Linked DNA regions of Homo sapiens: region 1 is linked to region 2. A link is a contact called in ENCODE Hi-C or POLR2A ChIA-PET data. All regions are on one chromosome and are shown on one strand. Each heading gives the region's core, a stretch centred on a gene start or an enhancer-like site at or near the end of the contact. The rest is flanking DNA. Distances are from core to core; before and after follow the strand shown. Region 1 holds the start of LOC124906221 (a long non-coding RNA gene). Region 2 holds the start of NR1D2 (nuclear receptor subfamily 1 group D member 2).

Evidence for each region. Hi-C counts contacts between places; a loop is a spot of excess contacts on that map. ChIA-PET counts read pairs that join two places held with the same protein, here RNA polymerase II (POLR2A). Pooled maps may share reads with other maps.
Region 1: a loop to region 2 is called in a pooled map, with 2.5 times the contacts of the local background. The contact joins the enhancer-like site here to the promoter of NR1D2 in region 2. A Hi-C loop is called at or near these places in 1 of 50 pooled maps. POLR2A ChIA-PET finds 5 or more read pairs at or near these places in 2 of 52 experiments (BJ and activated CD8-positive, alpha-beta memory T cell).

Annotation. Positions count from the first base shown.
Region 1 is chr3:27,629,956-27,636,773 of GRCh38, reverse strand. LOC124906221 (a long non-coding RNA gene) reads right to left here and starts at 275. Exons shown (of 2, transcript XR_007095850.1): 1 at 1-275. It also overlaps the pseudogene TPM4P2. Within about 2 kb of position 3,818, at least 17 of the 41 ENCODE cell types and tissues checked have a DNase peak (open chromatin) inside an H3K27ac peak, as active enhancers do.
Region 2 is chr3:23,943,901-23,950,350 of GRCh38, reverse strand. NR1D2 (nuclear receptor subfamily 1 group D member 2) reads right to left here and starts at 5,065. Exons shown (of 8, transcript NM_005126.5): 1 at 4,757-5,065. The coding sequence starts at 4,772. It overlaps LOC124909354 (a long non-coding RNA gene), which reads left to right and starts at 5,171. Exons shown (of 2, transcript XR_007095845.1): 1 at 5,171-6,450. It also overlaps a transcript of NKIRAS1 not described here. RefSeq lists silencers at 1,319-1,613, 3,974-4,515, 4,012-5,201.

The DNA of each region.
Region 1 (6,818 bases), core at 2,569-5,068, 3.7 Mb before region 2:
TTATATTGACAAATCTCCTGGGGATTTTGCTAAAATATATATTCTGGTGCCAATCCTGTTGGTCCAGGGACGACAGTTTGAGTAGCAAGGCCCCAGCCTAGTTTTTCAAGAACAATCTCCTCCCCACCCTGCTCTCAATTCTAACCTCCCTTCTGGCCCTTCAGGTGAGTTCCAGCCCTTCTTGTATCCCACTGGTTACAAGATAAATGTTTTCTTTCTTCTTTTTTTTTTTTTTTGTTTTTGAGACGAGGTCTCTGTCACTAGGCTGGAGTGCAGTGCTGCGATCTCGGCTCACCGCAACCTCCGCCTCCTGGGTTCAAGCGATTCTCCTTCCTCGGCCCCCCAAGTAGATGGGACTACAGGTGTGCGCCACCCAGTTAATCTTTGTATTTTTAGTATTTTTGTATTTTTAATAATTTTTAGTTAATTTTTGTACTTTTAGTATTTTTGTATTTTTAATAATTTTTAGTTAATTTTTGTACTTTTAGTATTTTTGTATTTTTAATAATTTTTAGTTAATTTTTGTACTTTTAGTATTTTTGTATTTTTAATAATTTTTAGTTAACTTTTGTATTTTTAGTATTTTTGTATTTTTAATAATTTTTAGTTAACTTTTGTATTTTTAGTATTTTTGTATTTTTAATAATTTTTAGTTAACTTTTGTATTTTTAGTATTTTTGTATTTTTAATAATTTTTAGTTAATTTTTGTATTTTTAGTATTTTTGTATTTTTAATAATTTTTAGTTAATTTTTGTATTTTTAGTAATTTTTTGTATTTTAGTAGAGACAGGGTTTCACCATGTTGGCCAGGATGGTCTCGATCTCCTGACCTTGTGATCCACCCGCTTTGGCCTCCCAAAGTGCTGGGATCACAGGTGTGAGCCACCATGCCTGGCCACAAGATAAATGTTTTCTAAGTACTCTTCTGATTGTTTTAGAATGGATCCATGTCCACTTAGAGGCACACAGGCTCAAGGCACTCCAAGGGTTTAGTAGGGAAGCATTGACTAGTTGACTCTGCTGGAAAAGGTCTACCAAAAAAGCAAACCTGGCAAACCTTCTCCCAAATTCCCCATTCTCTGTGCAGTCTTTTTTTAGTCATGATCTGTGCTGCCAATATGATACCAGTCCCAAGGGATTCTCTCTCTGCTGCCACTTTAAAACCCTCATCTGGAAATGGTCAAAAGCCCCTTTTCTTGGTTATACTTAGCACAGAAAGGAGGGGAAAAAGAGAGAGTAGTGATAGAAATTCTTAAAGACATTATGGGAATCAGAGCCAAGTATCTGATCTGAAGGCAATACACTCCAACCCCAAAGCCTAGTATCATTTTCTTTTTTTTTTTTTGTAGTTTATGTAAAAATTTATTTGACCAAAATGTAGAAAAAGTGATACTATTACATATGATACAGTTGCAAGAATCTAAAGTAAAGTGTGGATTTTATTCCATTGCACAATTTGCTAGTGTATTTCCTGGGTAGTGTGGTGCTGAATAAATAGGAGTGGGGTGGTGAGGTGGGGTGGGTAAGGGATTCAGATAAGCCAGAAGCAGGGTGATTTTTAGTCGGAATTGCAAACTTTAGTCGGCCCCCACACGCTGCTGGGGAATGTGGAATGTTCCAGCTCTGAGATGTTAACTGAGAAAAGAGAAGTCAAACAAAGCCGATACGTGCAGCCCTGTCTACAGAATCCTTCATTACCCAGTTTAATCAGGAGTTTCTTGGTCTTTTATTAACTTGGTCCCAAAGAAGGAATTCAAGTCCTAGATAAGTAAATCTTCAATTTGCTATTCCCTGAAGTATGGAAATGAAGTCGGGCCAATTTTTAATCTCTGCTGCCAGAGAGGCCCTTTCTGCTAATAGATAAAAACTCTTTTGCTCAACTTAGTAATGACTTGTAGTCTTTTGGATATGGCTGATCTGAATTGGACTGAACTCCACCATATTCCTGGTGAGTGGGTCATTACTGGAATGAGACATTTGCTCTTCAGAGAACAACTTTATTTTAATTTTCCTTGAGATTGAGTCTCACTCTGTCGACCAGGCTGGAGTGCAGTGGTGCGATCTCCGCTCACTGCAATCTCCACTTCCTGGGTTCAAGCGATCCTCCTGCCTCAGCCTCCCGAGTAGCTGGGACTACAGGCAGGCGTCACCATAATTTTTGTATTTTTAGTAGAGGCATGGTTTCGCCATGTTGGCTGGGCTGGTCTCGAACTCCTGACCTCAAGTGATCTGTCCTGTTGGCTGGGCTGGTCTGGAACTCCTGACCTCAAGTGATCTGTCCTGTCCTCCCAAAGTGTTGGGATTACAGGCAAAAGCCACTGTGCCCGGCCAGAGAACAACTTTAGAATGAAGGAAATATGCAAAAGGACATCACATCAAGGATCTATTAATTACCATCTATTAATTACTATATGTGGGTAATTATGACTATTTCCCAAGCATTCTACGTTGACTGCTTGAGAGGATGTTTGTCCTGCATGGTGGAGAGTGGAGAAGGACCAGGATTCTTAGGTTAATCTATCTGTGGGTTATGACTTCCCACAATAGCCACCCCCGGCCCCCACCAGCCCTTTTATTGGCTCTGGATGGAAAATCCCTACCCATGTGATGGTCCCTGGTCTCTCCTATAGTTTGACCAACAGTTGACCCAAAAGGTTGTGGTCTTCAGCGTTTTAATCATATCCACGACTAGATACTGGGGTCTGTGTTCTTCAAAGTGTGGGGCTGCCTATTCTCCCAGGAACCAAATGGCCTCTGTCTTAAGAAACTATGCTTACTAGGAAATACCCTGCCTACCTTAGGAATAAATGCAACTTAAGGAAAAAATAAGAGAGCTGAAAAAGTTGGTGCCATTTGACAAAAAAAGGGAAGGCATGAGATTTAACTCGTGCTCAAAGCTTCTCCAATACAAAATATTTGGTCATGTATTCATAATTTGCTTGACATTTCCAGCAAAGCGAAGATGGCAATAACAAAAGGAACTTCTTACAAGAGAAGAGAAAGACCCACGGAGCTCCGGAGTTTCTGTTGGAACAAGACTCTTCTGTTTTGCTTATATACAGTTAAGCTCGTTTAGTGTCTGATCCAGTGTCTGATGTAAGCCCACGTTCTCTTCTTTGGCCTGGGCAAGTTTCTCTTCCAGGTCATCAATTGTCTTTTCCAGTTTTGCAACCGTTCTCTCTGCAAATTCAGCACGGGTCTCAGCCTCTTTCAGTTTGTCACACAGAAGTTTAATTTCTTCTTCACATTTGTCCTCCTTTTCAGAATACTTTTCAGACGCAGCCTCCAGAGATTTCAGATTGTTAGTAACATTCTTGAGTTCTTCTTCAAGGTCACCACATTTTAGTTCAGACACCTCCACACGCTCCTCTGCCCTCTCCAGCTCACCCTCCAGGAAGACCAGCTTACGAGCTACCTCCCAGTATTTGCGGTCAGCCTCTTCCGCAATGTGCTTGGCCTCTTTGAGCTGCAGCTCCTGAATTTCCATCTTCTCCTCATCCTTCATGGCCCGGTTTTCTATCACCTTCATTCCTCTCTCACTCTCATCTGCAGCTTTTTCTGCCTCCTCCAGCTTCTGCGGGGCCGTGGCCAGTCTTTCCTGAGCCCTGTCCAACTTCTCCTCAACGAGCTGGATGCGTCGGTTGAGGGCGGCCACATCACCTTTAGCTTTCTCGCGCCGCTCACACTCACCGCCCAGCTCCCGCTGCAGGCCCTGCGCGGTCTTACGCCTCGTCCGCCTGCTGCTGCAGGGCCTAGATCTGGCGTTTCACTGCCTCCAGGTAGCTGAGGCCGGCCATGGCGCGGAGGCAGCGGCGGCGCGGAGGCAGCGGCGGCGCGGAGGCAGCGGCGGCGCGGAGGCAGCGGCGGCGCGGAGGCAGCGGCGGACGCTCGGCTGGGCTCGGCTGGGCTCCGGCGAGAGCTGCACTGCCGCGCCCTGGCCCCCCAAGCCTTTGCCTGCGCGGGGGCCGCCCCCGCCTCTCCCCGCCCCCCGGGCCGGCTGCCGTCGGGGCGATGAGGTCGCCCGGCCGGACCGCCGACGTCAGCACCGCTGGCGGCTATCATTTTCTTAGGACGTGGTCTGACTTTCCTTTTTAACTCCAGCTTCCATTACGATTGGCATCATTTTATTTCTAGCACCCTGGAAGCTGTATCCACAACAATGAGACCTAGATATAAGTCCTCTAGACACCCCACGTTCTCCCAGTAAGTTCTGCTTTGCAGTTGGAGGGTATTTATGGTCAAGGCCAAATGGCAGACCAGCAAATGATCTCATTCTTCCTGGACCACCTTTGCCCACAGAAAAGCATTTTGTGATCCAGATGAGATCTATCTCTCCATATACAAAAAAAAAAAAAGGTTTTGTCCACATATATAAAATGGTCATAGTGACTCCTTAACCATAAAGTAACATATATAAGACACAAATTATCAAACCCTGATTACAGCTGAGTTATCACTAGGCGCATCAGGCGCAGCGCCTAAAACTCATGATAGCTTTAGAAATCAATAAAAACATTTTAATTTTAATTTCTTTTAAAATTGGAAGAAAAAATAAATATAATAATATGAATATGATAATAAAAGCCACCTGGATTTTATATATATACATATATATATATTTTTTTTTTTTTTTTTTGAGGTGGAGTCTTGCTCTTTCCAACAGGCTGGAGTGCAGTGGCGCGATCTCAGCTCACTGCAAGCTCCGCCTCCTGGGTTCATGCCATTCTCCTGCCTCAGCCTCCCAAGTAGCTGGGACTACAGGCGCCCACCACCACGCCCAGCTAATTTTTTGTATTTTTAGTAGAGACAGGGTTTCACCGTGTTAGCCAGGATGGTCTCCATCTCCTGACCTTGTGATCGGCCTGCCTCGGCCTCCCAAAGTGCTGGGATTGCATGCCTGAGCCACTGCGCCCGGCTGGATTATATTCATTTTATACTGGTATAGTCATAAAATATAATTTTAAATTTTTTTGGAAGGAAGAAAGTGGACCATGAAGGTAAAAATGCCTAGGGCATGTGAAAGTCATAATACAACCCTGGCTATAATCAGAGAGGGTCATTCTCTCAAAGTCTTCCACAACCTGGCCTCACCCCACATGTATAGCCTATGTCTAATTTTCCTCTGGTTGGGCCTTCTTGCTAATCTAGCTGGTTCTTCTCCAACTATTATTTGGGGGAGAGACCCAAGTCAAGCTTTCTTTTGTTAATGTGTCTTTATTCATTTCTTTTTCACATTTGGAAAGCTTTCTACCTTACTAACACAAACTCTACCCATTTTAATCCCATCTTCTTTCATAAGGCCTTCCCTAACTACAGCCGCCTACATGGATCCCTCTATTTTCTAACATTACAGTGCTTTTAATTTATTGTACCTGCCAGAATACAGGCAAACACAGGTGAGAAGCAATCGCCCATTTCTCTATGAGAAATCACCTCCACCAAAAGAAAAAGAGATTTGGCCAATTTAACATTATAAACTTTTAGTCATGTTGACGAAATAGGCAAATGTCTATTTCAATTTAAATTAACTCGAATGTATTAATTTAAATGCACAAAGGTTTTTAAAATAGCAATTGATAAAAAATCATGTCTTGATTTAGAAATACTGCTTTTTATTCTTATATCACATTCCGTGAGACAGTTTAAACAAAACTCCTAGGTGCAACTTAATTTCTTAGTCATCACTAAGGCCACATTTTGAGTCATCAAATGCAGTGTTCAGATGGTATCATCTTCACTTCCAGCTAAGTTCTTTACTTCCAGATAAGTAAGATTTCCTTTTCGAAATCCTGTATTGAGCTATTGCTAGAAAATTTATCCCAAACTATAAGTAGCTATTCACATATTAGGACTATTTGCTTATATTTATGATTTCCTCAATATAATTACTGAATTGCCTTTTTAAAAAATCTTGGTTTAAACTATCTTCTTTATAATACAGCCAACATCTTTAACTGAGAGGCTATAACCTTTGGAATAATTACCATATCTTTGTTAAACCTCTGCATTCCTTTTTGAAACAACTTTATCACTTGATATCTATAAACATGTCAAGCTAGTATTGACTGAAGTGGTTTCAGGTTAATATGTTATTCTCCATCAATAATTTGTTGTTCAAAATGAAGTCATTGAGACAGAGCCCATAATGTGAAAGACTTATAAGGACTAGAATTTAAGTCCAGTTACTCCTTTTCTGAAAGATAATTTTGGGGATAAGATTTTGCTGGCCGGGCGCGGTGGCTCACGCTTCTAATCCCAGCACTTTGGGAGGCCGAGGCGGGCGGATCACGAGGTCAGGAGATCAAGACCACGGTGAAACCCCGTCTCTACTAAAAATACAAAAAAAAAAAAAAAAAATTAGCCGGGCTTGGGGGAGGGTGCCTGTAGTCCCAGCTACTTGGAGAGGCTGAGGCAGGAGAATGGCGTGAACCCAGGAGGCGGAGCTCGCAGTGAGCCGAGATCGCGCCACTGCACTCCAGCCTGGGCGACAGAGCGAGATTCCGTCTCAAAAAAAAAAAAAAAAAAAAAAAAAAGATTTTGCTTTGTATTTAAACCTATCTGTGTGTCCTACCATTTAACTATTTGTCACAATTTGGTAATTATTTCAGATGTATCGGTCTTTTCTCAAACGGATTGCTTTTATTTTCCACTTTTTATGATAAAATTTTAAAACGTACACAAAAACACAGACCCTAGCTTAATGAGCCAAATATACCCATAACCCAGCTTCAACAATAATCAGTAGATGGCCAGTCTTATTTCACGTATATCCCCACTCAGTCCCCACACTTTTATTATTTTGGTGCAAATTCCAGAC
Region 2 (6,450 bases), core at 3,816-6,315:
GATAAGTCAGCCACTAAGTGGCAGGCCAAAGTTTAAAGTCAAGGTTGTCCAATTCCAGAGTACAAACTTATTTGGTGAGAAGACCTGAGCAAGCAAGTCACTTTCAATCTTTCTAAACCTGAGTGGTCTTCTATAAAATTGGAATATCTGCCACTTATTACAAGACTGAAATGAAATGGCATTCATAAGTGCTTTTTTCATACACTGTTTTTGATGATAAAGTAAGAAGAGTAAAAATCCCCAAACCAGCAAGTCCCAACACCTCCAAGAAACAGGCAGTATGTACCTCTTTGAAACCCTGAGCTAAAATTAGCTGAAGCAGTCTTCTCTATTTTCAGTTGAAAGGGACCCTGGACCTGGGCCAGGTTCCCAGGCTAGGGCTTACCCAGTGGTCAACTTCAGACAAGCCTTAAGTCAATATCCAATTTTGTACTGCTAGGAAGCACTGATATTCCTGCATATATTGGGGTCTTCTTACCCATTTTCTACACTTGTCCATCATCAAAACCCTCACACTTCCTCTGTCCACCATCCTGGAGATTATGTTTGACTTCAAGTCATGACTGTACTTTTCTGCCTTGTGACTTAGAACAAAACATTTTATCACCAAGAAGCTTTAGTTTCCCTCATTTTAAAAGTGTTATAAATAATTTCTACTCCAAGGGTGGTAGAGTAGATCTAACTGAAGCACTAAAATTCCAATTGTGTCCTAGGTGTCAGGGCTCCAGAGAACAGCATGGTCCTTTCCCTAAAATGCCTTATAGGCCAACTGGGGAAACACCTATGTTATTAGGAGCAATGTTTCACACACATGATTGTGACTGCTGAGGATCATACTAAAGAGGGCAGAAATCAATAGGGGCAAACACATCCAAGGTTGCAATATCTAAGTGGGGAATTGAAGACTGTTTAAATCATCAAAAGAGACATTTTTTAAATAGGGTGACACAAAAATAAATGGTGTGTTTTTTGTTGTTTTTTTTTTTCAGACGGAGTTTCGCTCTGTCACCCAGGATGGAGTGCAATGGTGTGATCTCGACTCACTGCCACCTCCGCCTCCTCGGTTCAAGCGATTCTCCTGCCTCAGTCTCCCAAGTAGCTGGGATTACAGGCACCCGCCACCACACCCGGCTAATTTTTGTATTTTTAGTAGAGACAGGGTTTCACATGTTAGCCAGGCTGGTCTCGAACTCCTGACCTCAGGTGATCTGCCCATCTCAGCCTCCCAGATTGCTAGGATTACAGGCATGAGCCACCATGCCCAGCCAAATCGGTCTTATTTTATAAAATAGACATTATTTTTATCTCCATGTAAATTACTGGAGAAGGGAGGTCAAGGTGTAATCTAATGTCTGGAAATAAGCCAGCATGACTAAAGAGAGGACTGATGAAACTGGGAGGCCCTGCAGATGACTATCCTTTTCCACTAGCTATAACCTACATATATCACTGCAAATTGAGTGGGGATCCATACACATGCAGTATCTCCTTCACCCTCAAGAAGACAGGACCACCAAGTTGCGTATAAATCTTCAAATATTATGCAGGCTAAAGTACATTATAGCACAGTAGTTAACAGTTTGTGTTCCCAAGTAAATTTTGTGGATTCAAATTCTGGCTCTACTACTTGCCTGAGTAAGTTATTTAGCTTCAATTTACTTAGCCCCGCATCATTAAGATGGTGGCAACGGCACCTTCCTTCATGGAATTAACATGAGGAACACATGTAAAAGGCCTGGCACAGAGTAAGAAGCTGATGATTATTTTTTTGTCATCATTATACTAGAAGAGTTCCAACAGAATGGTTCAAACCAAAGTAACTAATCCTCCCTACCCATTATTCACCTCATTTTTTAATGTGTGTTAAGGATCCAGTGGTTTCTTTGTAGGTTATTTCCACACTACCTTTTGAATCTCTTAACCCTACTGACCAGTAGAGCAACTTTTCTTCAATTCTTGCTTTTCCTTGCTCCAAGGAAAGATTTCTTTGCTCCACCTCTCCAATTTTTTTCCAAGTCTTTTACTCCACTGTTTTCACTTGTTACTCATGGGGCGAGGAGACATAGAGATGTCACGAAGGACAGTAAGATTACAGGATCACTGGTTGAATGTTTGTCAACTGATAACCAAACTAGAGGGAAGGGTAGAGGTGTGCCACACAGCGCTGAATCTGGCCCCACCTTGGTCAATGTTTACAAAAATTCGAAAGTTAAAAGGCTTTTTTTTTTTTTTGAGATGGGAGTCTCGCTCTTGTCGCCCAGGCTGGAGTGCAGTAGCGCGATGTCGGCTCACTGCAATCTTCACCTCCCAGGTTCAAGCTATTCTGCTGCTCAGCCTCATAAGTAGCTGGGATTACAGGAGCCCACCACCACGCCCGGCTAATTTTTGTCCTTTTAGTAGAGACGGGGTTTCACCATGTTGGCCAGGCTGGTCTCGAACTCCTTACCTCAGGGGATCCGCCCGGCTCAGCCTCCCAAAGTGCTGGGATTACAGGCGTGAGCCACTGTGCCCGGCCAGTTTAAGGCAATTCTTATTAGACCTCCTGCTTACTGATAGATAGCAGAAACTGTAAACATGGTGGGTAACAGCTTGTAACAGCTTTGAACTTAAGGCCAAATGAACGAGAGAAATTTTAAGAATGGTCATTGTAAATTCCTACACTTCAAGTCATGCAATTATCTGCACAATGAATGAAATCTAACTTCATAATAGTTCACGTGAAAGGTCCTAGTTGACTGCAAGGTTACTGTGAGTCAGCAAAGCAACATGCCAAAAATACTAAGCCTGCCAGGGAATTCATTTGCAACAGGATTCAAGACAAAGAGGGCAACTTGGAACTTGATAATCATCCAACCACTTCCACAAGAGCCTGTTCACTTCTGGGTGCTCCATCCCAAACGGCAACAAGGATGATGAGTGATCAGAAAAAACAATGCTGGGCAAGGACAAAGAGATGAGAACTGTAAATGGAAGAACTGAAGGGGGAAGGGGATGGTCAACATTCATCCGGAGGAATTTTTATAATGTGCCTTGCTCCACGAGGCAAGATTTAGATCAGCGAAGTATTGGAAGAGGGCTCAAACCAGAGAAAAACTTCCTAATTGAGCCAGCCCTTATGAGGTTACTAAAGCTATTAGAATTCATGCTAAAGGGTGGGTTAGAAGAGGTTCACCCTGATCACCTCTGAATTCTAACATGTAGAAGTTTAATTCTATGATAAACTCATAAAATTTTAAAAATACCCTCAAAGGCTAAGTAGGCCGATTAGGTAATCAAAACACAATTAGATCCAGATTTTTGTGAGACAACAGGTTAAAAAAAATAAGTAAATTCTAAAAATACGTAAATAAAATTAGAAAGTGACTTTATTTTTACTTTTGGTGAAAAGTTCACAATACATTTGTTATCGAGGCAAGATTCTTAGAGGCGCATTGCAACTCAAAAAATAAAACAAAAGCTGGCTGTTTCCATAACCTCACTCACTTCAGATCTACCTCATCATTTGGGGCAGACAAAAGGAGGGAAGGGCACCCTGTTGTTCCGTTGCAATGTAACAAAATGTGACAAGAAAAATATTTATAAAGCCAAATTCTCTTGATCAGATTCAGGAAAAGTCAGCGACCCACAGGTTAATTTTTTTTTAATTTAAATGAAGAATGTCCAGTCTTACATATGGTGTTGGAGTCACCTATGATCACCTGAGTCATCCTGACCATACGTGAGCTGCACGCTCAGCTGCGGGTGTGACCCGTTTACTGGAAAACTCCAGCCCGAAGGGATCTGGAAGCAGTTTTTAAGACTGTGTGTGTATGAGACAGGTCGCGTCCTAGAGCAAACGGTTTTTTTTGTAAACAGACGGCATCCTAACAGGGGCGGTGCTACCCAGTCTGCGGGGAGTCGCTCGGGATCGAAGCACCTCAGAGCTCCTTCGAGCGTATCCCTTCGGGAAAGCCCCACGCCTTCCCCGAGGCGCCTCCTCCGGCCTGCAGCACGCCCTCGTCCTGCACTTCCTCCTCGGAATCTGCAAGGTATGCAGCTACCAGCCTCCCCAGGCGCCGGTTCGTTTGGTTTGCGCGGGGTCCGCGCCTTGGGGTCACCTCGCGAAAAGAGCGTGCGGCGTCCGGTGCACTGCGGTGTCAGCGCCCGCTTCGGGGACGCCCCGCCGCGGGGGCTCAGCGGGCGCGCACGCGCGGCCTCCTCCGCAGTGTGCAACCCCGCGGGGGAGGAGGGAATCGCGGCGACGTCACTGCCCCGAGGCTTCCAAAGGGGCGGAGCCTCCCGGGAGGCTGCGGCGCTCCCAGCCAGCGCGCGCGCGCGCGCCCCCGCCCCCACGTGTCCCTGCGGCCCCGGGGAATGTGGGTCAGGGAGCCGAGCGGCCTCACGTGTCCCCGCCCGCCGCCGCCGCCTCAGCGCCCATTATGTAATGCCGCGTCACGCGCCCGCCCAGCCAACCGGCGCCCGCGCGCCGCCGAACGTAAACACAGCGCGCACGTGGCTCGCGCGGCCGGGCCATGTGAGGGGGGGGCCGGGCCGGGCGCCGGCAGGCCGCGCTGCGGCTTTGCAGGGAGACAAGAGGGCGGGCGCCGGGCGGCCCGGGGGGCGATGGGAACCGAGCCAGAGGCGGACACGCGGCGCGCAGCAGCCCACCCCGCCCCACCGGCCATGGGGACACCCCCTGCCGCCGCCCCCCAAAGTGCCCCGCGGGCTCTGAGCGCTCCCTCCGGCCATCCCCCACCCGCCGCAGTCCGGTTCTTACCTGCATTCACCTCCATGGTGCCCTCGCGGAGGCGGCCGGGGCCGCCCGCTTCCCGCAGAGGGGGCAGCGCCGCCGCCGCCGCCTCAGCGCCGCGCCGCCCCGGGCTGGAAGCAGCGGTGGTCGCGGGGCCCCCTCATGGGCAGAGCGGGCGGGGCTCCCGGGCCCCAGGCCGTGCAGCGCACAGCAGGCTGCAGCGAGAGAGGGTGGCGGCGGCCGGCGAGCGGCGCTCCTCGCTGGGTCCCTGACAACAAAAGCGGCGGCGCGGCGGCTTCCTGCAGCCAGCGCACCGCGGCGGCGAGGGCGGCTGACGGGGAGGGCAGCCGCGACCATGTGACCCGCGCACACACCCCCTCCCTCCGCCCGCCCTCGGCCGGCCGCTGCGGCGACCTCCGCCCCGCCGCTCCCCTCCCTCCCGCCCGCTTCCCGGCTCCCCGGCTACCCTTTTCTCCTGCGCTTCCCCCTTCTCCCCTTCCTTCTCCTTGCCGAGCCCCTCCTCTTCCTTCGTTTTTCCCCTCCGTGCCGTAAACCTCTTCTCCGTTTCCCTCCGCCGCATATTCCTCCCCTCCTCCTCCTCTTTCCTCTCCTCCCGGCTGCCTTTCCCGCCTCTGGCCGGGAGTCCTCTCCACGCCCTGCCCCCCAACCTGGTGGCTCTTAGGTCAAAGCGGTGGCTTGGCGCCGAGCAAGGGTGATTCTCAGGACCCCGGCTGGGCCGGCTGGTTCGGGCTTGCTCAACCCTTGCGCCCCCCACCCCCACCCCCCGCTCCCACCCGACCGACCTCCAAACGCTGGTCTCTGAGGGCACAGACCCTTCCCTTTCCCTCTGCACCCTCTAGGTGATTTTATCCAATCTCATAGCTTAAGTAGACCTATGTTCTTGTGATTCCCAGATTTATATTTCAAGCCAAGACCTCTCTTCTAATCTCCAGATTCCTACATCCAGCAGCCCGTTTGATTATGCCGCTTTTTTGCATCTCAGATTTTAGACGGGTGTACGCGTGTGTCCGAACTCAGCTAATGTGCAGTCAAGATCTGGGCGTTTCACCTTGAATGTAAATTTTAGATCAAAAGAAAAAAGCTAGACATAAATTGTATGCGTGCTGAGGTGAATTCTGAGGAAAGTGCATTGATGCCCGCAATTTAAACGCATTACTGAAGTAAGATGGGCTGATAGAGGCATGAATAGATGATATGGTAAGATGTTAAACTTAGGCGATGGGGATATGGGTGTTGCTTGTAAAACTCTTTCCAGTTTGCTCTGAAATTCTTCACTATAGAAGGTGGGGAAAATGTCACGTGGAAGACATATTTACATGTGCAACACCCTATTTCCCCACCCCCCAGGTTTCTTCACCATATCAATATTTACTGTTTTGGTAAATCTGCAAGTTCCTGAAGCCAGCAAAATTATGTTTCTCTCCTAACACTCTCACAGCCTTTTATTCTCCATTCAATCCATTAGCAAGTCTGAGCTATTCTACCTTCAAAATATGTTCAATCCCTGTTTCTCACCGTTGGTATTGCTAGAGCAAACCATTATCTCTTGCCTCAGCTACTGCTCTGGTTCCCTAACTAGGAGAGTGCTTCTTGGGTCCTCCTACAGTCACTTCTCCCCAGCAGTCAAAGTATTATTTTTAAAATGTAAATAAGATCTGATTACTCTGCTGAAAACCCTCCAATGGCTTCGTGTTACACTT